2 separate regions of the Homo sapiens genome follow, and region 1 is linked to region 2. Evidence: read pairs that join two places in POLR2A ChIA-PET (ENCODE). Cell type or tissue: endothelial cell of umbilical vein. All regions are shown on one strand. Each heading gives the region's core, and the rest is flanking DNA. Links, peaks and the distances in the headings are about the cores only. Region 1 overlaps ZDHHC14 (zDHHC palmitoyltransferase 14). Region 2 overlaps ZDHHC14 (zDHHC palmitoyltransferase 14).

What was found. ChIA-PET counts read pairs that join two places held together with the same protein. Peaks named below come from ENCODE experiments on the same cell type or tissue, not always from the same donor. Only the 100,000 strongest peaks of a DNase experiment are listed, where the experiment ranks them.
Region 1: POLR2A ChIA-PET joins it to region 2 with 10 read pairs; 3 of 35 experiments call an interaction of 5 or more read pairs at or near these places.

The regions. Positions count from the first base shown.
Region 1 is chr6:157,482,011-157,494,140 of GRCh38, forward strand. The region is part of intron 1 of ZDHHC14 (zDHHC palmitoyltransferase 14); the gene reads left to right. Among named protein-coding and RNA genes, the nearest start is that of MIR3692, 41 kb to the right of the region's middle. In endothelial cell of umbilical vein, for the core only: no CTCF peak of the experiment used is centred there; no DNase peak of the experiment used is centred there.
Region 2 is chr6:157,574,675-157,586,804 of GRCh38, forward strand. All of the region lies in intron 2 of ZDHHC14 (zDHHC palmitoyltransferase 14), which reads left to right. Among named protein-coding and RNA genes, the nearest start is that of MIR3692, 52 kb to the left of the region's middle. In endothelial cell of umbilical vein, for the core only: no CTCF peak of the experiment used is centred there; DNase peaks (open chromatin) are centred at 4,947 and 5,087; H3K27ac peaks cover 1,765 bases.

The sequences.
Region 1 (12,130 bases), core at 2,716-7,715, 93 kb before region 2:
TAAGCAAGGCAAACTTTTTTTTTCATAACTTGATCAGTTCTTTCCATGGGACATTCCCACTGAAACTACTTCACAGAAAGAAAGCTTGCAAAAAAAGTGCACGATCTTCTTGATGTTCTGAGAGTTGCGGTTTTCTGGGAAATTGTTTCAAAATATAAACTTGGCCTCTGATAGTAGCCAGTTGGAGATGTTTGGTTTGAATGCCTGTAGTAAAGTGAGGACACCTAACGTCTATATTTCTTTTCTTTTCTTTTTTTTTTTTTTTTTTGAGATGGAGTCTTGCTCTGTTTCCCAGGCTGGAGTGCAGTGGCACGATCTCGGCTCACTCTGCCTCCCATGTTCAAGTGATTCTCCTGCCTCAGCCTTCCAAGTAGCTGGGATTACAGGCACGTGCCATCATCCTTGGCTAATTTTTTTTTTTTAGTAGAGACCGGGGTTTCACCATGGTGGCCAGGGTGGTCTCGAACTCCTGACCTCAGGTGATCCGCCCACCTTGGCCTCCGAAAGTGCTGGGATTACAGGCATGAGCCACCACGCCTGGCTCCAACGTCTATATTTCATTTGCTATTTCTCCCTTAAATAATCTACCTTACTTTCAAGCTGATCAACACTGTCTTCACAGCCTGTCCAGGCCCCAGCTTAATTGGTCTGAATTGTTGCTCTCAGTGTGAACATTTCGCTGTCTTCTCGAGTCTGAATTGGATGACACCGAATGGTTTTAGAATGTCAAAATCATTTTTTTTTTTTTTTGAGATGGAGTCTTGCTCTGTCACCCAGGCTGGAGTACAATGGCATGAACTCAGCTCACTGCAACCTCTGCCTCCCGAGTTCAAGTGATTCTCCTGCCTCAGCCTCCCGAGTAGCTGGGATTACAGGCATGCTCCACCAAGCCTGGCTAATTTTTGTATTTTTGGTAGAGATGGGGATTTCACCATGTTGGCCAAGCTGGTCTTGAACTCCTGACCTCGTGATCTGCCCACCTTGGCATCCCAAAGTGCTGGGATTACAGGTGTGAGCCACCAGGCCTGGCCTTCAAAATAATTTTAGAGTGAATCCAGGCAAGATGTGATAGCATGCCAGTGAAAGACCTGGACCTGGTAGCTATAAGCATGCTGATTACATTTTTAATCATATTTTTCTCTCTGGGCAGCATTTTGATGTGATTCTCTTGCAGGGTATATCAAATACAGTGTGTTGTTGCACAGAAGCAAAGTAAACCCTGCTATCTCAGCCCTTCTTTAATCAACTCATTCTTTAGAAATATTGGTTTTTCTCCCTGCTGACACTCTGTATGCAATTCATGCTGGTCTTGTTTTTTGCAAAAGATTGTTCTGCCTTACAAAACGGCAGCGTTGATGCACAGTGTCTGACTAGGAGCCTTGGGCAGTGCATTATTTGTCCGTGAGGCTCATCTTCATAAGAGAAATACCTTTAAAATGGGATGAAATATGTTTTTCCCCCTGAACTGGTGATGTGCTTTCTTTTACATAAAATCACAGTGGGAAAATGGCAAAGTGAACTTAGGCTCACAGTAATGATGATGATGATGGGCCTTGCTGAGACATAGTGCAGCTCTTTAAACCATTTCATGATTATTACCAGCTAATTCCTAGAGTCCCTCTGCTAGAAGGGCAATTTTTATTGTTGCTGTCGAAATTACATAGAAGTGGCTCAGGAGGTTTGACGGTGGGTAAAGCCCCTTTGCATCCGTGGACCTTCCATGTTGTATGTGTGCACATGGGTAGGTGTGCACACGCTTGCTACATGAGGAAGCCAGACTTCTCTGTTTTGGGGAACTTTAAGATGCATGACTTAGTGCTCTTTTGATTTCTATTTGTGATCTCAAATCTTTCTGTGTAGTTAAAAATAGACATGGAGTCAACCTACATGCCCATCAGGGGTAGACTAGATAAAGAAAATGTAGTACGTAAACACCATGGAATACTATGCAGCCACAAAAAAGAACAATATGTCCTTTGCATCAACATGGATGGAGCTGGAGGCCATTATCCTAAGCAAACTAACACAGGAACAGAAAACCGAATACCTCATGTTTTAACTTATAAGTGGGAGCTAAACAATGAGAACACACAGACACAAAGAGGGGAACAATAGACACTGGGGCCTTCTTGAGGGTAGGGGGTGCGGGGAGGGAGAGGATCAGAAAAAAATGCCTATTGGGTACTAGGCGTAGTACCTGGGTGACAAAATAATCTGTGTACCAAACTCGCATGACACGAGGTTATTTATATATATATGTATATATACGTATATATATATGTGTATATATATATACATATATATACACATATATATACGTATATATACATTATACGTATATATACACACATATATACGTATATATACACACATATATACGTATATATACATATATATGTATACACATATACATATATATACGTATATATACATATATATGTATATGTGTATATATACATATATTTATATATACACACACAAATAGAGGTATATAACAAATCTGCATACGTACCCCTGAACCTTAAATAAAAGTTAAAAGAAAAAAAAATTCTTCATTTTTATTAGAAAATTTTCTAGGGGAAAAAAAACCAGTTTTTCCTCTAATATTTTACAAAGAAATAATCCTTTCGGGCAATCAAAAATTTTTCCAGCATTTACACTGCAATTACCATGGGCGATTTTTGTGATTTACAGTAAGGTAATAAATGGTAAGTTTTTCTTAAAAAAATAAAAATAAAAATAAGGCACCCAAGGGATCTGGGGTGCAAACACAATTGAAGAAAACCATGACCAGAAGCCCTCCCTTTGAAAACTGCCTACTAAATTACAATTCCGGATAGTGAAGCTGATAGAAGTGAGAAGATTTGGTTTATTTAAAAATAATAGCGACCAGCCTGGCCAACATGGTGAAACCCCATCTCTACTAAAAATACAAAAATTAGCCGGATGTGATGGCACGTGCCTATAGTCCAGCTACTCGGGAGGCTGAGGCAGGAGAAGCGCTTGAACCTGGGAGGCAGAGGTTGACATGAGACGAGATCGCGCCACCGCACTCCAGCCTGGGCAACAGAGCAAGACTCTGTCTCAAAAAACCAATAAAAATAAATAAAATAAAATAAAATTAGGTAGATGTTGGAATTATAGACTCTTGGACCTAGACATGAACCTGAGGCCCTGAGCCTGATCACTCGTGAACTTGTACAACAGCATTGGGAGGTTTGGGCCTGGGGGTGCCTGTGGTGCCCTGTACTGCAGCAGGGACTGAGCTTCGTGCACATGGGAGGCTTCATCCTCTGCACACACCCGGGATCCACCCCTGGGAGGCAGTTTTGTTGGAGGAAAGGTCTCCACGAGGAAGTATAGGAGCAAGACAGTTTGGAATGTGATTTCTCTCATCCTGCTGGTATCTTTCTTTGTATGTAAAAATTTCCTTTCTGAGTCTTAGCCCAAACGTGATTTCTTTAGATTTTTCCCATGTGTTTATGTGGTTAGATTTTTGTTTTCATTTTTCTTCTGGCTTTATGGTTTTTCTCCCTGTCCCACTTTTCCCACATTGATTTTGCATTTCTGGCAGAGATGGGCAGAGCCCCAGTGACTGACTCTTAAAAGGCTAAATCTTTTTAAAAATTATATAATTTAAAACCTACCCTTGTATCTCCCCTATTTCTGATTTTTTTTTTTTTTTGAAGGGAAAAAAATCTATAAAGAATGCTTCTAAGGCCGGGTGCAGTGGCTCATGTCTGTAATCCCAGCACTTCGGGAGGCCAAGGCGGGTGGATCACTTGAGGTCAGGAATTCAACACCAGCCTGGCCAACATGGTGAAACTCCGTCTCCACTAAAAATACAAAAATATTAGCTGGGTGTGGTAGCACGTGCCTGTAATCCCAGCTACTCGGGAGGCTGAGGCTGGAGAATTGCTTGAACCCAGGAAGTGGAGGTTGCAGTGAGCCGAGATCAGGCCACTGCACTCCACCCTGGGTGACAGAGTGAAACTCGGTGCCCCCTCAAAAGAAAGAATGTTTCTAAAGCTGGTATCCTTGTTTTTTTCCATTTTGCACTTAGGCAATGAGGTGACTGTGTTAGTTCTATTCCGTGGTGTTTATCATTCCATGCTATTAGTTCAGTGAGTTGCCCTGGGCCTCTGTATGACAGTCTCTAGGTGTGTTCTTGGTGACTGCTAAGAGAAACAAGGCTCTCCCATATGTAAGGGAGTCGGCCTGCTGGTATATCCAATCGCGTCACTACACCGGTACCTGTGAACTTGGCCGTATGGTAGACACTCAGCCATGGCTTCAGTATTTCAATTCCGTTAAACTTGCCAAGCACAGCATCTCCTACCTGTATTATCTTGGGCAGTCGACAAATTTCTGGCTGACACCTCTTCACATAAAATGAAGCAATGGATAAGACAAATGTGAATATTCTTTCTAGCTATGAAATTCTAAAATTCGAATTCTCACTTCTGTGTGTATGTTTTTAATTGTCCAAGTTAGATCTTGAATCATTTATATAGATATTTCCATTCTCACTTCCATGAGCACATATTGAGCACCTACCAAGTGCTAGGGCTGGGGGTCCAGAGATAGGAGATGCTGAGACAGGGAGAGAGAGAATCAGAACAGACCTGTGAACAGGGTGGCAGAGGAAGCCTGACGATGCTGCAGGAGCTCACAGGGAGCCCGAGGGAAGAGCCCTTCCCAGAGGAGGTCGTGCTGGAAGGGAAGTGTCAAAGAGAAATATGATTTAACCAGGCAGAGAAGGAAGGCAGGGCAGGCGTGGCAAGGATGGGTGAGACCCAGAGAACAGGATGTGTAAAGGGAAGAAAACAGAAGGAAGTGTGGTGAGCTGAGAACTGGGCCTCATATGAGGTGAGGAGACGCAGGAGGATGCAGGAGGTGGGCTGGGGAGGCACCTATGGCAGTGGCTGCTGTTGCCTGCAGGCCTGAGCCCAGCTACAGCATTGGTAGGTGTTAGCAGCACTTTTGCAAGTGAAGATGCTGAAACATAGAAAGATTCAGCAACTACTGGACACATAAGTAATAATTAAAAGAGCAAACTTTGAACTTGGGTCTTTGTGACACCAAACCTTAAGCTCTTCCTCTCTGTCTCCCCACGCTGTCCCTAAGGCTGGGGGATGTAGAAGAACCCCTTTGACCCCGGCCCTGGCCACCTTGCCGGGAGTGTGAGTATCATCCTGGAGGACATGGGGCTGATCTCAGAAGGATTTCAGGCAGGAGGGAGATGCAGTTGGGTAGAGAGGTTGAAGGGAAAATGAGACCAGGTGCAGGTCAGCTGATCCATTCTGCTGGGTGACTCAGTTCCAGCGCGGTCCTAGTGAGGGCCTGGGTGGCATTTGGAGTCTCACTGACCTGGTCTTCTGTCTACTATTTCTTTGCAAACCTGTAAGGACTAAAGAAAATCCAAAATAAAGAAAAAAGTGATATCAACTTGTAGTAGTTACTAAACCTTCACTACATGCCCTTGGTGAGCATTATGCCATTTAATCCTCATGACAACCCTCTTAAGTAGAAATGATTAATATCCTTCATGTACAGACGCTGACTGGCCTAAGGCCATACAGTCTGTGCATGGCGGAACTGGGATGAAGCCCCAGGTCAGAGCACTTAACCTCTATGCATACTGCCTTCCAGCAGCACAAGGATTCATGCATGGTTGGAATCAGAGCTTTTCTAAATCTCATGATTGTCGTTGTTATTTTTAGTACTATTATTATTAGGCAGAGGCAAGAGCTAAAGGGAGATGTCAGGACCCAGACTGGCAGCCTCGGCAGCCTCATGACTGGCAGCCAAGGTGTTGTTTTCCTGCTGTGCCCTCTCCCATCCAGGCAGGTCCCCCGGAGCTGCTCTTTCTCCAGCCCCTTCCAGGTCTCAGAGGCTCTCACAGGAGGCCCCCACCCCTCCCCAGCTCCAAGATGCCCTGGACTGGGAGCCATGTGCTGGAGATCATCCCCTCTGCTGCCTGATGGCTGTGGACTCTTTCTCAGGAGTGGTTTCTACTCACATGCAGCCCAGGTGGGACCTGAGAATCCAAGCCATCCCTCCCAGAGAGAAGGCATCCCGTACCCACCACGCAACCCCACCCACATTCCGGGAGGCCTCCCTTCCCAGAGGCAGCACCCACTTCTTTCCAGCCAGACCTTGCCTGGCATTTGGCACCAACTTGCTTCTTAATTGTAGTGGGAGGCGGGTATGAAAGGAAGTTTGGTTTGGAGAAAATGGCTGATCTTCTCTACTCCACTGTGATCAGACTCCAGGCCTGGGAATCTCCTGGCAGGGAGCCCACGGAGCCGGGTTTCTCCCCGACTTGAACTCAATCGAGGATTTCAGGGCATTCTCTTTGGGAGTCCTTGCATCTGAAATCCACTCGCCCTGTGGTCCAAACAACCCTCAATTTGCGTTGCTTCTAGGAGAGGGTGTGTCTGTTTAACAGGCACCATCATCCTATAGGGACAGTCAGAAAATTTAATCTGAAACTCAAGATGTCTGAAGAGCATACCCTTTTTAGGGGTACTTTAGAGCTTAATTTTTAAATCTCAGATGGCCACAAGGCTTCTTTCATTGCAAAGTGTACCTGGCTTTGCAGAGGAGAATTGCATTTTCCTTGTAGCCCTCTTTCCCTCAAGGGTCGCTGGTTCATAAAATGTCCTATCAGTACTCACTACCAGTTTAGTATTTGTCTGTCTTTAGGCAGGTTAGAGCACTGCTGTCTGTAGGGCTGATTGGACCTCACAGACGTGTCTTTAAGAAGAGCATACACGTTTGCATGAATGGGCTTATCTGCCAGGCGCAGGGCACCCCGCCCCCCTTCCCAGGAGTTTGCATTCTGAGCCGCGGTGTGGAGGTGCCTTAGTGTCGCTGGTGTGTCTGCAGCAATCATGCCACCCATTTAATTTCCATAGATTAATTGAGTATGTGTATTTCGTGAGCACAAGGAAGAGTTGTTACTCTGTTTTTAATGGATTTACAAGATAACCTGATGCTGTGCGGTTTGTTTACTGTAGCGGCTTTATGGTGTTTTGTACCAGTAAACGGGCTTCCATCAGCAGATCTGTCTGGAATAAAGATGTTTGCAAATCGAGGGTGTAAGCAACCTGCCTCATCCGATTAACAACTATTCCTGAAAACTCACAGGGAATCTCAGCTTGCTCATTTGAGTTTTATTCCCACTTTTCTCACATAGGAATATTTAGAATTGAAATTTTTAGAAAATGAAAACATTACTGGAGGCTTAAATTGTAATGTGAACCCGATACATAGAACAAACTCATGCGCAATCACTTCCTTCGTAAACGTTGTAGTAGCATTTATGCTGCACCAGAGAAAATCCCGACAAGAAGTGTTGGTTTTGAAATCTGCAAGAAAAATGGACAGGTTTTTTAAAACACCTTTTTATTCTTTCAGTTGTTTTTTTTTTTGAATGTTTTTATTGTTGTTTTTATTGAATGTTTAAAAAACGTTGTTCTCATTTCTTAGAAGTTTTAAATTTTAGAATGCTCTTTGTTGAGGCACTGGGTGTAGGTGCAGTCTCGATTCTGAATTGGAGGGTGGTGGTTATTCATAGGGAGAGGCTGAATTAGATATGTTTAGAACCCAAGATGTGACCCAGCCGCTCTCCACCAGGCACACCGTGTGGCAGATCTGCAGATGTCTGAGATAAGAACCGCAATGCGTGGCCTCTTACAGCAGTGGGGAGGGGAGAAACCTGGGTTTTCCTCCCAGGATGCGGGGAAGCTACTGCAGGGTTTGTGTTTGTTTGAGACAGGGTCTCACTCTGTCACCCAGGCTGGAGTGCAGTGGCGTGATCATGGCTCACTGCTATGGGAGTGGGGAAGATTGGGTGTGTGGCATTAGAAGCTCGCTCTGGCTGCTGAGAGAAGAAAGGATTAGCTGGGAAGAGTGGCAGAAGGAGACAAGTTAGGGACTGCTACCGTAACTGGAGAGAGAGGACAGTCATGGGGAAATGAGGGATGTGGACAGACCTGGGAGGTGGAATCTTCTGATGTTGGTGGGATGGGATGGTGGAGTGGGAGAAAGGGAGAGATCAAGGGTGACCCCCCTCAGTTTCTAGATAGAGAAACACGGTGGACGCTCATGCCATTTACCGGAATGGGGAAGCTGGTTGGGCGAGGGGGGAACAGGTCTTTTATGGGCAGAGGAAGAGAATGCGTGAAAAATTATAAGGGTCTCACAAATTACTGTGGGTGTCTCTAAACAGATATAAGCGTTGTTCATTCACGGTTTTCCAATTCTGTTTTAAATGCTTGAATCTGAATTAAGAGAATCACTTGGGTAATTTTATCTGCTTAATATTTGAAAAGTAATTAAGCCAGCATGTATTCCACATACGGATGCACACACTCCTCAAGCCACCGGGTCAGCAGGCAATGAAGAAGCGCAGATGTGATCCTTGGCCTTGAAAAGCTTTTACTCTAATTAGGGAGGCAAGGTATATCTACATGAAACCGTCAACTAATTATCACTTGTAATTATCTAGAAAATTCTTAAGGCAACCTATAATTAAGCATAATGTAACATGAATTGTGTATGAGATGCTGAAAGCACGAATACACAGGAGAATTTCTGGCACAAGGATGAAGTCAAGGAAGGTCTCTTGGAGAAGTTGAGTCTTGACTTGAACTTTGAAGGAAGTGTCATTATTGCCTTGTAGAGAAGACAAGGAGCGTAAGGCCAGTGGGTGAAGAAGCGGGGAGGGCAGGAAAGGGAATGAATGAAGCCACAGAGGGAGGGCCAGCAGATCTCAGGGCAGTAGTGATAAGACTAATGGCGCAGCTATTGTTCTGCCAGTTGTTGAATGCCTATCAATACCAGGCACTTTGGAGGGAGCTCTGCAACAGTTATCTTATTTAACTATTAAAATAATGTTGCAAGATAAGTATCCCTATTTTGCATATAAGAGAATCAAAGCAGGGAGTGGGGGCGCAGAGGAGAGGTATTAGGGAGGGAAGGGGGAGGAGGGCAGGGTGGCTCAAATGTGCCCGGAGGGCCTGAGATGCCTGTCACTGGCTGGCATGGGCAAGGTGCCGTTTCCCGCACTGCACCTCATCCTCAATACCAGTGCTTCTGACTGCGTCAGACAGTACCCTTCTTGCCCCCGTTTGTCCCCTCGTTCTGTGGGTCGCATTTAGGGTATGCGGCCGCCCTGCAGGGTAGACAGTCTTATTCGAAGGGGAGAGGTATGTTCGGCTGGTCTGGGTACACAGACGTGCTCAACACCTATCCTTTCCCTTTCCCTTTTCTTCTGTGAGGCTTTGTCTTTTGCTGAGGATGGATGAGGCCACGTTCTGAGCTTTTTCTGTGTTCGTTTAGAGCCAAAGGCAGGAACTACATTGATTCTGTGGTCCCCAGAGCACACTGCTTTGCGTATAGTGGGCATGCCATAAATATTTATGGAATGATTGATTGGGCTAGGTTAGTGTTGCTGGACATGAAAAGAAAGGAGATGAATTTGAGACTTTGTAAATGGAAAAACTGTAGGACTTGATGAATACTTTTATAATGAGATTATATCGGTTTCTTCTTCTTTATTTATCAACTTCTGTGAATGAGCTGAATGTGAATTTCTACATTAAAATTTAATTTGTTAAACTCAGAAGCAAAGGCTCAAATCAGCTGCTTTGGCTGGGAGTCCCCAGGCCTGGGGCCGTCATTTGGCTCTGGCTTGAGTCTCACTAACAGGACGCCTTATTGACAAGTGACTCTGGCTCTCACCTGATTAAACAGCTCTGGCTCATAAACTGGCAGGTAAAAGCTTTGGAATGGGCCTGGGAAGGCTGAGAGTGATGGTAATGACAGTCTGTGAGTGGCCAGCGATGCAAGCGTAATCCTAAGGATTAATTCTTTTGATTGTCGAATTACGTCTTGTGCGGATTTGCCATTTTCAGAAGCGCACAGAGCTCACCTGTTGAGTAACCGCGCCACTTCCTGGTCCCTACCACAGGCCGGCCAGGGAAGCCGGGGCTCCCCGCCAGAACACTGCCTCGCCTTCATCACAGCACCAGTTGCCGGTGTTGGTTGCGGCACCTCAGGTGCTCCATCCAGCAGCCCTCCAGGCAGGTGCTGTCACTGTCCCCTCTCACCGGGGAGGAAACCCGGCCTTTTCCCTTGGCTTCTCTGCCACCTGAGCCTTGACCCTCAACATCCCCCCTCCGCCCCCGCCCCCCAGCCACTGTAGTCTCCCTGTGCACTCTGGAGTCACCGTCCTGCCAAGAACCCCACTGACCTCCTCCCCAGCCTTGTCCTGCACCACCTCAACTCGCTAAGTTCCAGCCACCTTGCCCTTCTTTACTCCAAAGACCTCAGGGCATTTCGCTGCCTGCCCGGCCTGCTCTCTGCCCTTCCCCTTCAGCCACCACCGGAAATCAGGAAAGTGGGAAACCGGCAAAGCGGGAAAGCGGGAAAGCGGGAAGGCGGAGGCTCCCTGATCAGCAGCACAGCCAGTTCCAGAATTGGGGAATGATTCTGCCTTGGGGGCAGACTCCTGCTCTTTTGTGCGCCAGGCATTAGACACAGAAGAGGAGGCGCTGTTTCTTGTCCATTCAATCCATTTGCTGAGTGTCTTGTGCGGAAGGCTGTGTTCTACCTGCTGGGACTATTGCAGTGAACTAAGCAAAGCCCCTGGCCTCATGCAGTTTACAATCTAGGGCATGAAGAAATCACTTTACCATGGGACAGGTAGGTGCTGAGAGCCGGGAGGGGAAGACCAGGAGGTGAGGTGCTTGGGAGTGGCCAGGAGCAGGGTGATTTTAGAAGAGACAGGCGTGAGTGGGGACCCAGATGGGAGGAGGGGTGCTTTGCATAAGACATTCCAGGCAAGGCGCGCCCTGGGAGCACAGACCTGGCTAGTTCTTGGAACAGCAAGAAAGGCTGTGGGAAGGGAAGGCAGGGAGGGAAGGATACAAGGAGATAAGATATTACAGCAGGGGAGGGTCCTGGAGGTCAGTATGGGGTGGGAAGCCTCTGGAGGGTTTGAGGCAGGGGAGTCACCTTTTAGGTTTGAAAAGTTTGCCCTGGCACTTGAAAGGCAGAAGCAAGGAGACTGAGGTGCTACTGCAATGATCCAGGCAAAGATGGTGGCACTGGGACCAGGCTGTGTCATTGTAGGTACAGAAGTGGCAGGACATGAGATGTGGTCTAGGGAAGAGCTGATGGATTGGATGTGGGCGCAGGAAGAGAGGAGTCAAGGATGAAAGGGGGAGGCGGAAAGGCAAGTTGGGGACCCGTGACCTTGTGATGAAGGCCTGTCTGCAGGCAGATAAACACCAGCCACCGCAAGGGCGAGCGGGACGGTCTGAGGGCTGGCACAGGCCCGGGCTCCAGGCGGAGAGGGGAAAGAAGTCAGCCCTGTTGGTGAGGGCTCTGCAGAGGCCGGACACACAGAGGGAGCCTTCCTCCAGGAGCTTCAGTGATGGCCTCTCCTGGCAGCAGAGTGTTTGCAAATCCCCTGAAGCCAGAAGCATGCCAGTCAGACGAATTTCCTGGGAAACCATTCAACAATAGGGGAGCCCTCCCAACCCACAGGCCCACTGCTGTGAGAGGTGACCCAGAAAAGCATGAGCCACATCCGTGACAGTGGGATGGACACCATCAGGATGGGTGCTGTGTGGGCACAGCCCTGGAACTTCCAAAGCAGCGATGCTGTCCTGAGGGTCTCAGGCATTTTGGGGTGCAGAAGCTTTTCCTGGGAAGTGCCCGCTTCGTGTCTGCGCACCCAGGTCCGCCGTCCTGTCTGGGAAGTAGGCCGGCACACACAGGTGACACAATCCCCGCCCTTGGCTGTGGAGCATTGGGGGACTGGTTCTTGCCCAGGGTCACTGTGTCCCTCTGCCGCTCCCATGGCACCTCTTATTCAAGCTTGTCCTCAGCTCTAATTGTCAGCTCAGCTCAAGGCCACACCTGGATATCAAACCTTTAATGCCTGACAAGAGCTGGAAGCAAGGAGTGGGGCTTTATGTGGCTTGGGGTACCCTTGTTTGTAAAGAAGAGTGGTCCTCCCCGCAGGAGCCCTGCAGGGCCCTGGCTTGGCTCTGGCTTTTGAGCAACCTTAGCCATTTTGCTTCCTCAGCTTAAGCCTTTATTGCTTCAACTCTAA
Region 2 (12,130 bases), core at 2,698-7,697:
CATCATTGGTTTCCCCATTTTAAAGTTTCTGGAATGTATCTACTTCTCTCCATCACCATGGCCACCACCCTATTTCAAGCTAACATCGTCTCAAGCTTGTATTCCAGATCCCTCCTAACTGGGCATAGATCCATTCTTTCTTCCCTAGCCGATTTGTCTTTGATACTGCAGTCGATGTGATATGACTTAATTGCCTACCTGATCACTTTACCACACAATACAGAACCCTTCTTGGCCTCTGTATTATTCAGTGCTCTCTAGAGAAATACCTGGAGAAACAGAATATATGTATGGGGGGCAGGGAAGAGGCGGGTTTATTTTAGGAATTGGCTTGTTCCGATTATGGGGTTGGCAAGTCTGGAATCTGCAGGGCAGGCCAGCAGGCTGGAAAGTCAGGTGAGTTGGTGTTGCCATCTTGAGCCTGAATCCTGCAGGGCAGCAGGCTGGAAGCAGGCGGGGTTTCTACCGTGAAGTCTTGAGAATTTCTTCTACCTTGGGGGAGCTCAGTATTTGCTCTGAAGATCAGCACCTGATTGGAGGAGGCCCACCCTCATTAGGGAGAGTAATCTGCTTTACATCAAAGTCTGCTGATTTAAATGTTAATCTCATCTAAAAAATATCTTCATGGCAACATTTAGACTGGTGGTTGACCGAACAACTGGCACATGGCTGAGCCAAGTTGACACATAAAATTAACAGTCACAGCTTCCTTTTGCACTCAGAATGAAGGCCAACATCCCAGATGTGGCTACAGGGTTCTGTGTGGCCTAGCCCCTGCCTTCCTCCTCTCTCAGATCTCCCGCTTACACTGTGCTCTGGTCACACAGCCCTCCCTCCATATCCTCAATATAACATCTCCCTCCTGTCCTGGGACCAGGACACAAGCTGCCCCCTGTGCCCGAAGTGCCTGGTTCCCTGCTCCCAGCGAGTGTGCACACCCCCACACACATTGTCTAGGGAAAGCCTACTCTATCAGCCTCCAGATCCTGGCTCAAATGCTGCTGCTTCTGGGAAGAGTTCCTGCCCCAGGTGGATTCTCCTGCTCTCTAACTAAAACATACACAGTGTGCAGCAATGCATTTTGTTGTGTGATTATTTAATTAATATATGCCCTCCAACAGACCGTAAATTCCTTGAAGGCAAGCACCAGCTCCCTTTTGCCCACCAGAGAACCCTCAATGCTCATAGGTGTTGAGTGAATGATTAGGAAAAGGCAAACTGGGCTGGAACACCATGTTTCTTTCATTCCTTGCAGGACTCACTACTCGGCTGCCTGCGGCCCGCCCTGGCCCTGGCCTCCCCAACCCTTCCATGTTCCTCGCTCTCTTGCTTCTGACTCGGCAGGCCTTCTTTGCTCCTCCTGTGATGGGTAGGGGACTAAGCAGAGGAGATGCTCCAGGTGCTGCCTGCATGTGGCTTGGGTTTGAAACTGCCCAAATGAGCCCTTCCTCAGGCATCCATTTCCATCCTTGAAGAAAAATGTTTAAGACAAACGGACATACTAAGGATTTTAACTGGAAGAGGAGGACTGGGGGCCTTGCCTTTTCTTGAGTCTTCCTGTGCATATCTGTATATAAGAATTCATAAAGAAAAAGCTGCTGCAATATATTATTAAGAAAATTTCACATTTTAATTCTCCAGTGGAAACCGAAACAATGTATATAGACAGACCAGAATTTGCTCTACTTTTTTCCCAAACAGTTAAAATAAAAGGAGTTGACTTGTCTAACATTTAATCATTGTTAATATTTTCCTGTGGGCTTGGAAGTTTACAGACTGTAAGCCCAGAGATTATATTCAATGACTCTTAAAGTAACCATCTTCTTTCATGATAGGTCAGCCATTCCAAGGTTGGGTAGTTTATGTCCTGAATGTTACAGAGCACGACTAAAATGAGCATTATGAAAATTTAAGATGTGTTAGATCCACCAGCTGTGTGTTGGTAGCATCCAACAGCTGTACTCCAGCAAATTCAATAGATATAGTCACAGAGACTTGAGTCTAAAGCAAAGCACATTTGCCCTGTGACTTACATCCTAATGCAGAGAGATGCTTCATCTTCATTCTGACTGACTCCTCTTAGCAGAGCTTCCTACCACTCTGGCAGGCATTCTGTCAGCTGGTTAATGGTCTATGAAACTGAAATCCACCAGGCTATGCCACTGTTCCGAATCCTTCGGTAAGGAAAGAATTTTTTTTTAACTTTTATTTTGGGTTCAGGGGTACATGTGCAGGTTTCTTATACAGGTAAACCGCGTGTCATGGAGGTTTAGTGTACAGATTATTTCATCACCCAGGTACTACCCCACAGGTATTTTTTATGATCTTCTCCCCCATCCCACCCTCCACCCTCAAGTAGGCCCCAGTGTGTGGTGTTCCCCTCTTTGTGTCTGTGTGTTCTCATCATTTAGCTCCCACTTGTAAGTGAAAACATGTAGTACTTGGCCTTCTGTTCCCACATTAGATTGCTTAGGGTAATGACCTCCAGCTCTATCCATGTTGCTACAGTGAACATGATTTCATTCTTTTTTAAGGCTGCATAGTATTCCATGGTGTATATGTACCACATTTTCTTCATCCACTCTACCACTGATGAACATTGAGATTAATTCCATGCCTTTGCTATTGTGAATAGTGCTACAGTGAACATACATGTGCATGTGTCCTTATGGTAGAATGATTTATATTTCTTTGGGTATATACCCAAAAATGGGATTGCTGGGCTGAATGGTAATTCTATTTTAAGTTCTTTGAGGAATCACCATGCTGCTTTCCACAGTGGCTGAACTAATTTACACTCCCACCAACAGTGTATAAGCAGTCCCTTCATTCCCTTTTCTTGGCAACCTCTCCAGCCTCTGTTTTTTTGTTTGTTTGTTTTGTTTTGTTTTTGAGACAGAGTTTCACTCTTGTTGCCTAGGCTGGAGCTCAATGGCATGATCTAGGCTCACTGCAACCTCCACCTCCCAGGTTCAAGTGATTCTCATGCTTCAGCCTCCCAAGTAGCTGGGATTACAGGCACCTGGCACCACACCTGGCTAATTTTTGTATTTTTAGTAGAGATGGGGTTTTACCACGTTGGCCAGGATGGTCTCAAACTCCTGAACCTCAGCTGATCTGCCTGCCTTGGCCTCCCAAAGTGCTGGGATTACAGGCGTGAGCCACAGCAGCCAGCCTGCATCTGTTATTTTTTTACTTTTTAATAATAGCCATTCTGCTGTGTGAGATGGTATCTCATTGTGGTTTTCATTTGCATTTCTCTAATGATTAATGCTGTTGAGCATTTTTTTCATATGCTTGTTAACCACATGTATATCTTCTTTTGAAAAGTGTCTGTTCATGTCCTTTGCCCACTTTTTAATGGGGTTGTTTTTTTTTCTTGTAAATTCATTTAAGCTCCTTACAGATTATGGATATTACAACTTTGTCAGATGCCTAGTTTGCACATATTTTCTCCAATTCTGTAGGTTGTCTGTTTAGTCTGTTGATAGTTTCTTTTCAGTAAAACAACTCTTAGTTTAATTAGGTCTCATTTGTCAATTTCTGTTTTTGTTGCAATTGCTATTGGTGTCTTCATCATAAATCTTTGCCAGGTCCTATGTCCAGAATGACATTTCCTAAGTTATCTCCCAGAGTTTTTATAGTTTTAGGTTTTACATTTAAGTCTTTAATCCATCTTAAGTTGATTTCATATGTGGTGTAAGGAAGGGGCCCAGTTTCAATCTTCTGTCTATGACTAGCCAGTTAGTCCAGCACCATTTATTGAATAGGGAATCCTTTCCCCCATTGTTTTTGTCAGGTTTGTCAATGATCAGATGGTTGTAGGTGTGTACCATTATTTCTGGGATCTCTATTCTGTTCCATTGGTCTATGTGTGATATGGTTAGGTTTTGTGGCCCCACCCAAATCTCATCTTGAATTGTAATCCCCATAATCCCCATGTGTCAAGGGCAGGACCAGGTGGAGGTGATTGAATCATGGGGGTGGTTTCCCCTATGCTGTTCTCGTGATAGTGGGTGAGTCTCACGAGATCTGATGGTTTTATAAGTGGCTGGCATTTCCCCTGCTTGCACTCACTGTGTCCTGCTGCCCTGTGAAGAAGGTGCCTGCTTCTCTTTGCCTTCCACCATGATTGTAAATTTCCTGAGGCTTTTCCAGTCATGTGGAACTGTGAGTCAATTAAACCTCTTTCCTTTATAAATTACCTAGTCTTGGTTATTTCTTCCTAGCAGTGTGAGAATGGACTAATACAATGGGTCTGTTTTTATACCAGTACCATGTTGTTTTGGATACAATAGCCTTGTAGTATAGTTTGAAGTCAGGTAATGTGATGCTTCCAGCTTTGTTCTTTTTGCTTAGGATTGCCTTGGCTATTCTGGCTCTTTTTTAGTTCTATATGAATTTTAAAATAGTTTTTGAATTTTGTGAAGAATGTCATTGGTACTTTGATAGAAATAGTGTTGAATCTGTAAATTGCTTTTGGCACTATGGCCATTTTAATGATATTGATTCTGTGTTTTTTTTTTTTTTTTTTTTTTTTTTGGATGGAGTCTCACTCTGTCGCCCAGGCTGGAGTGCAGTGGCGCGATCTCGGCTCACTGCAAGCTCTGCCTCCCGGGTTCATGCCATTCTCCTGCCTCAGCCTCCGAAGCAGCTGGGACTACAGGTGCCTGCCACCACGCCCAGCTAATTTTTTGTATTTTTAGTAGACAAGGGGTTTCACCATGTTAGCCAGGATGGTCTCAATCTGCTGACCTCGTGATCCGCCCACCTCAGCCTCCCAAAGTGCTGGGATTACAGGCATGAGCCACCATGCCCAGCCAATATTTATTCTTTCTACCCATAAACATGGAATGTTTTTCCATTTGTATGTGTCATCACTGATTTCTGGCAGTGTTTTGTAACTCTTATCGTAGAAATCTTTCACCTCCCTGGTTTAGCTGTATGCCTAGGTTTTTAATTATTTTTGTGGCAACTGTGAATGGGATTGTGTTCCTGATTTGGCTCTTGGTTTGGATGTTGTTGGTGTATAGGAATGCTACTGATTTCCATACATTAATTTTATATCCTGAAACTTTGCTGAAGTTGTTTATCAGATCAAGGAGCTTTTGGGCAGAGACTCTGGGGTTTTCCAGATATAGAATTATGTCATCCGCAAACAGGGAGAGTTTGACTTCCTCCTCTATTCTTATCTGAATGCCTTTTATTTCTTCCTCCTGACTGCTCTGGACAGGACTTCCAGTACTATGTTGAATAGGAGTGGTAAGAGAGGGCATCCTTGTCTTGTGCCAGCTTTCAAGGCGAATGCTTCTAGCTTTTGCCCATTCAGTATGATGTCAGCTGTGGGTTTGTCATAGATGGCTCTTGTTATTTTGAAGTATATTCCTTCAATGCCTAGTTTATTGAGGGTTTTTAACAGGAAGAGATGTTGAATTTTATTCACATCTCTTTTATTTCTGCACCTATTGAGATAATTATGTGGTTTTGGGAAATTTTTTAGTTCTGTTTATGTGATTAATCACATTTACTGATCTATGTATGTTGAACCAGCCTTGCATCCCAAGGATAAAGTCTACTTGATCTTGGTGGATTAACTTTTTGATGTGCTGCTAGATTCAGTTTATTAGTATTTTCTTGAGGATTTTTGCTTCTATATTCATTTGGGATATTGGCCTGGGGTTTTCTTTTTTTGTTGCATCTCTGCCTGGTTTTGTATCAGGATGATGCTGGCCTCAGAATTAGTTGGGGAAGAGTCCCTGCTCATTTTTTTGGAACAGTTTCAGTAGGAATGGTACCAGCTCTTTATATATCTGGTAGAATTCGGCTGTGAATCCATCTGGTCCTGGGCTTTTCTTGGTTAGTAAGCTTTTTATTACTGCTTAAATTTTGGAACTCATTACTAATCTGTTCAGGGATTCAGTTTCTTCCTGGTTCAGTCTTTGGAGATTGTATGTGTCCAGGAATTTATCCATTTCTTCTAGATTTTCTAGTTTGTCTGCATAGAGGTGTTCATAGTACTGTCTGGGTTTTTTGTGTTTTGTGTGTGTGTGTGTGTGTGTGTTTTTTTCTTTGTATTTCTCTGGGGGTAAGTGGTAATGCCCCCTTTGCCATTTCTAATTGTGTTAATTTGGATTTCCCTCCTTTTTTTATTAGTCTAGCTAGCAGTCTATCTTATTAATTTTTTCAAAGAACCAACTCCTGGATTTGTTGATGTTTTATATGTTTTTTGTTTGTTTCTTAATTCCCTTCAGTTCAGCACTGATTCTGGTTATTTCTGTCATCTAGTAGCTTTAGGATTGGTTTTCCCTTGCTTCTCTAATTCCTCTAGTTATGATGTTAGGTTGTTAATTTGAGATCCTTCTTACTTTTTCATGTGGCCATTTAGTGCTATAAACTTCCATCTGAACACTACCTTAGCTGTGTCCCAGAGATTCTGGTATGTTGGATCTTTGTTCTCATTAGTTGCAAAGAACTTCTTGATTTCTGCCTTGATTTCATTATTTACCCCAAAGTCATTCAGGAACAGGTGTTTAATTTTCAATGTAATCGTATCGTTTTGAGCAATTTTTTTAGTATGGATTTTTTATTTTTCTTGTGCTATGGCTTGAAAGTGTAGTTGGTATGTTTTTTTTTTTTAATTTGCTGAGGATTGTTTTATGTCTGATTGTGTGGTCAATTTAAGAGTACGTGCTATGTGGCAATCAGAAGAATGTATATTCTCTTGTTTTGGGGTAGAGAGTTCTGTAGATGTTTGTGCTAGGTCCATTTGGTCCAGTATTGAATTCAGGTCCTGAATATCTTTGTTAATTTTCTGCCTCAATGATCTAATACTGTCAGTGGGGTGTTGAGATCTCTCACTATTATTGTGTGGGAGTCTAAGTCTCTTTGTGGGTCTCTAACAGCTTGCTTTATTAATCTAGGTGCTCCTGTGTTAATGCATATATATTTAGGATAGTTAGGTCTTCTTATTGAATTGAATGCTTTGCCATTATGTAATGCCCTTCTTTGTCTTTTTTGATCTCTGTTGGTTTAAAGTCTGTTTTGTCTGAAATTAGGAATAGCAACCCCTGCTTTTATTCTGTTTTCCATTTGCTTGGTAGATTTTTCTCCATCACTTCATTTTGAGCCTATGGGTGTCACTGCATGCGAGATGGGTCCCTTGAAGACAGCATACCATTGGGTCATTGGGTCTTGCTTCTTTATCCAGGTTGCCATTCTGTGACATTTTTTTTTTCTTTTTAAACAGGGTCTTGCACTGTCACCCAGGCTGGAGTGCAGTGGCACAGTCTCAGTTCAGTGCAACCTCTGGCTCCCAGGTTCAAGTGATTCACCCACCTCAACCTCCTGAGTAGCTGGAACTACAGGCACACGCCACCATGCCTGGCTAATTTTTTGTATTTTTAGTAGATTTGGGCTTTCTCCATGTTGGCCAGGCTGGTCTCAAACTCCTGGCCTCAAGTGATCTGCCCACCTGGGCCTCCCAAAGTGCTGGGATTACAGGTGTGAGCCACCATGCCCAGCCCACCCTGTGCCTTTTAATTGGGTCATTTCCTATTTACATTCAAAGTTAGTATTGATATGTGCGGATTTGATCTTGTCATCACATTGTTAGCTGGTTATTATGCAGGCTTGTTTGTGTGGTTGCTTTATAGAGTCACCAGTCTGTGTACTTGAGTGTGTTTTTGTAGTGGCTGGTAATGGTCCTTCCTTTCCATATTTAGTGCTCTTTTCAGGACCTCTTTTAAGGTAGGTCTGGTGGCAAGGAATTCCTCAACATTTGCTTTGAAAAAGATCTTACTTATCCCTCATTTATGAAGCTTAGTTTGGCCGGATATGAAATTCTTGGTTGGAAATTCTTTTCTTTAAGAATGCTGAATATAGCCTGATCTCTTCTGGCTTTTAGGGCTTCTGCTGAAAGATCTGCTGTTAGCCTGATAGGGCTCCCTTTGTAAGTGAACTGCCTCTTCTCTCTACATTTCTTTAACATTGTTTCTCTCATTTTCATCTTGGAGAATCTGATGATTATGTGTCTTGGGGATATTCTTCTTGTGTATTATTTTGCAGGAGTTCTCTTCATTTCCCGAACTTGAATGTCAGCCTCTCTAGCAAGGTTGAGGAAGTTTTCATGTGTAATATCCTGAAATAGTTTTCCAAGTTGCTTACTTTTTCCCTGTCTCTTTCAGGAACACCAATGAGTCGCTGATTTGGTCTCTTTACATAAGCCCATATTTCTCAGAGGTTTTATTCATTCTTTTTACTTTATTTTCGTCTAACTGAGTTATTTCAGAGCCAGTCTTTAAGCTGTGAGATTCCTTCTTCTGCTTGGTATGTTCTGCTGTTAATACTTGTGATTTCATTATGAAATTCTTATAGTACGTTTTTTATCTTTTTCAGATCAGTTTGGTCCTTTTTTATAATGACTGTTTCATCTGTCAGCTTCTGTATCATTTTATTGCAATTCTTAGATCCCTTGGATTGGGTTTCAACTTTCTCCTAAATCTCAATCATCTTTTTTGCTATCCATACTCTGAATTCTATTTCTGTCTTTCAGCCATTTCAGCCTGGTTAAGAACCCTTGCTGGGGAACTAATGCAATTGTTTGGAAAGAAGACACTCTGGCTATTTGAGTTGCCAGAGTTCTTGGGCTGGCTCTTTCTCATCTGTGTGGGCTGGTGGTCCTTTAACTGTGATGTAAGTTGAGTACAGTCAGTAGACTTTTCTGGATGTTTTCAGAGGACCAAGGCTTTTTGCAAGGTCTTTATTTATAGTTAATTATTGTCCTTGGTTTCGCATGGGGAGTATATTACCAAAGGTGTTTTTTTTTTTGTTGGTTCGTTTGTTTTGTTGTTATTGTTCTGCTTTTTTTGTTTTGTTTGTTTTTGGTGTTGAAGTTTTGGGCTTTGATACAGTAGATGGCACTTAAACGTAAGGGCCAGCAGGTAGGCTCTTCCTCAGCCATGCAGCTCCTTGGCGTTTCCACACATTTTCAGCTGTGTGCCCTCTCAGTGTTCTGAGGTGTAGGCTCCTCTCCCACTTAGGTGCTGGCTGCAGATCTCGGCTTGGCACTCCCAGGATGCCCACTGCAGCTCTGGGGTAAGCTCAGGCTTTATATTCTGTCCTCAGCTTGGAGGCAGCAGAGGAAGGGCCCTTAGCAGTGGTTGTAGCAGAGGGCCTTTCACTTCTGTTGTGGGGCTCCACCCACCAAGAGATGCAGAGCCATGATCAATCATTGCGATTGGCCTGGGATGGGGCAGCTGTGCTGTGGACCTAAGTGGAGGGGACCCTTTCCAGTGATGAGCAGGGTGGGTGGGTGGGTCCCAGGGGAGACAGCCTGGCCTCTTCTCCTTAGGGCAACTGCAGCTTGCTGGCAGTATGGTTGAAGCACTCAGGGTCTTTGTTCCTTTCCCAGTCCAAGGGCAGCAAGGCAGCACCCTTGCAATGGCAGTGGCCGAGGAGATCTCGGTTGCCTCTAGGAGCTGCACCTCAGAGAACTGCTGAGCTACTGGTCTGGATGGGAGTGAACACTGGGGCAGGGAGGCTGCACTGCTGGCCTGAGCCAGGGACTCTACTTGTTGAAGAGTGGGGCATGGGGGCTCACAGGGAAGAGACGGGACTCCTCTCTGGTGGCTGTGGTGTGCTGGAGGTGCCAGCATAGTGACTAGGCCCTTTGTTCCTTCCCCAGCCCAAGGGCAGTTAGGGCACTACCACTACAGCTGCAATGGTAGGAAAGAATCTTACTCTACATCTTTTATAATTTGGGATTTTTCCTTTTGCATTGTAAGAAAGCAGAGTCCAGTTACTTTATATGGTAACACATAGATATTTGATCCCTGAATTTGGGGCAGGAATAAATCTGATGGGAGACAAATGGATCTATCAGGATGGAAGTGCTCTGCTATTCCCTCAGGAAGAAAAGATGACTTACTTGAAGTCACAGGCAGAAGTTAAACAGCTGATAGAAGGCCTCCAGCAAGTCCAGGAATTCTGTGTGAAACAATTGTCAACGGGCAGCTTCCCATCCTTGAGCCCACATGCCGCACAGCCCCAATTTCTTCATCCCCAGCTCCCCTAATTTTTGCCCACAGGCTGGTTGCAAGGGTAACACTAGATGTAAGTGCTGTTATTATTTCTGTCTCCATGCCAGCAACGTCCACCAATTGGTTGGGGGACTATATGAAGGAAGAGACCATTTTACATACTCTTTCAAAATGCTTGTGTATAAAAATCTCCTTGAAAAATACTGACTTGGGATGGGCACGGTGGCTCATGGCTGTAATCCCAGCACTATGGGAGGCCGAGGCGGGTGGATCACCTAAGGTCAGGAGTTCGAGACCAGCCTGGCCAACATGGCAAAACCCCGTCTCTACTAAAAATACAAAAAAATTAGCTGGGTGTTGTGGCAGGAGCTTGTAGTCCCAGCTTCTCGGGAGGCTGAGGCAGGAGAATTGCTTGAACCCAGGAGGCAGAGGTTGCAGTGAGCCGAGATCGCGCCATTGCACTCCAGCCTAGGTGACAAGAGCAAAACTCCATCTCAAAAAATAAATAAATAAATAAATATACTGACTCATATACACTTGCCTAACTGCTAGAGGTTTTCCCCCCAAAATTCTAGTGTTTGACCCACTAGCTATTGCAAATGCCTATTATTCCTTTTTCAATTGCTGTATTTAAGCCACAAAGAGCAGCCCAAAGAGGCAGAGGCACAACTGTTACCAACAACCAAAGGAAACCAAAAATACAAAAAAAAAAAAAAAAACCCAAAACCAGAAAAATTGAGTAGAGCAGGAACCCTCCCTCTGCTTCTCTCTTTGTGCCACATGACACAGGCCACAGGTGTTTGTGATCTCCAGATGAGAGAAAGACTTCATGATTGGCCACTGGCCTCAGGCTAGAACACTGAAGAAAAAGTTTCTTTGTGCCAAGGTTGGTATGTGAAGCCCTGGGTTTCAAGCCCCCTTGTTCCCATCTGCCCTGGATGCAAGTGTGTCTGAAAGCCATGGGCCTAGGCAGCTGTTGGATGCATTGTGTGGAAGAAAGAACAGCGGGGCTCCCTGAGGTACACAGCTGGCCTTCTCAGCCGGCCCTTTTTGGGGGTGCTACCTGGCCATGCGAGGTTGGCTCTGGATCAGCAGCAGCTTGTGGATAAGTTTTGAAAGAGTCAGATCCACAGAGCACCTTGGAAAGGTGTCCTCTGCAAGTGAGGGGCTATAGGCACAAGAGTGGCCTGCCTGGTGGACAGCGTTGCAGCACTTGAGGGCCTGTGGCTGTGATTCCCAGGCAGGGTGGAGGTGCGGGAGCATGGCAGTCCTCCATCTTGGGCATCTCCTATGTGCTAGACTCTCTGCTGGATGATGGGGACTTGAAAGTGGATAGGCCGTGGTCACTGCCCTGGAGCAGCAGGAAGATCTGGAAACAAATCCTCCTGACATCATCGGTACTGGGTCTTCCCTCTGGCCTGTAAACACCACCAGCAGAGAAGAAGTCTGAGTTCCTGCTGTGTCCCCAGCTCAGAGCCCAGGGCTGGCCCCCAGTAGAAGCACAATACAGATCTAGTGGCTGGATAAATAAAACAAGGCAGGCGCAGTGAGAGCCCAAAGGAGGAAACAAGTAACTCTGCTTGCAAAGTGTTTTCACAAGAGAAGCTGGAACTGGCCCTCAAAGGATAGGATTATCTGCGCAGACAGCAGGAGAGGGAATCCCGAGCAGAGAAAATATCACGTGCAAATGCCTGGAAGTAGAAAACAGCATTGCCCGCTCAGGGAAACCCAAGGAGGCCACCGTGTTTTGAGCATAGGCTCCATGGAAGATCGTGCAAGGAGAGAGAAGGTTCATGGATTGTGTGCTGTATGGGAGGGCCTGAGTTTCTTGATGGGACTTGCATTTAGAAAGCTGACTCTTTAAGGGCCAGGAGAACAGATCAGATCAGAATGGGTGGCAAGACGGGCTCAAGACTTGCTGTGCTCATCAGACAGCCCAGCAGAGCCCTCCCAGGACCCCAGCGGCCCTCGGCAACCCCTGGTGCAGCACCGGCTTATAGTAAATCCTTCATAAATATTGGTTGACTTTTTTCATGGCATCGCTGGGCCCTGAATCCAGGTCTTCTGATCCTTCCATTTCTTTTACATAAAGA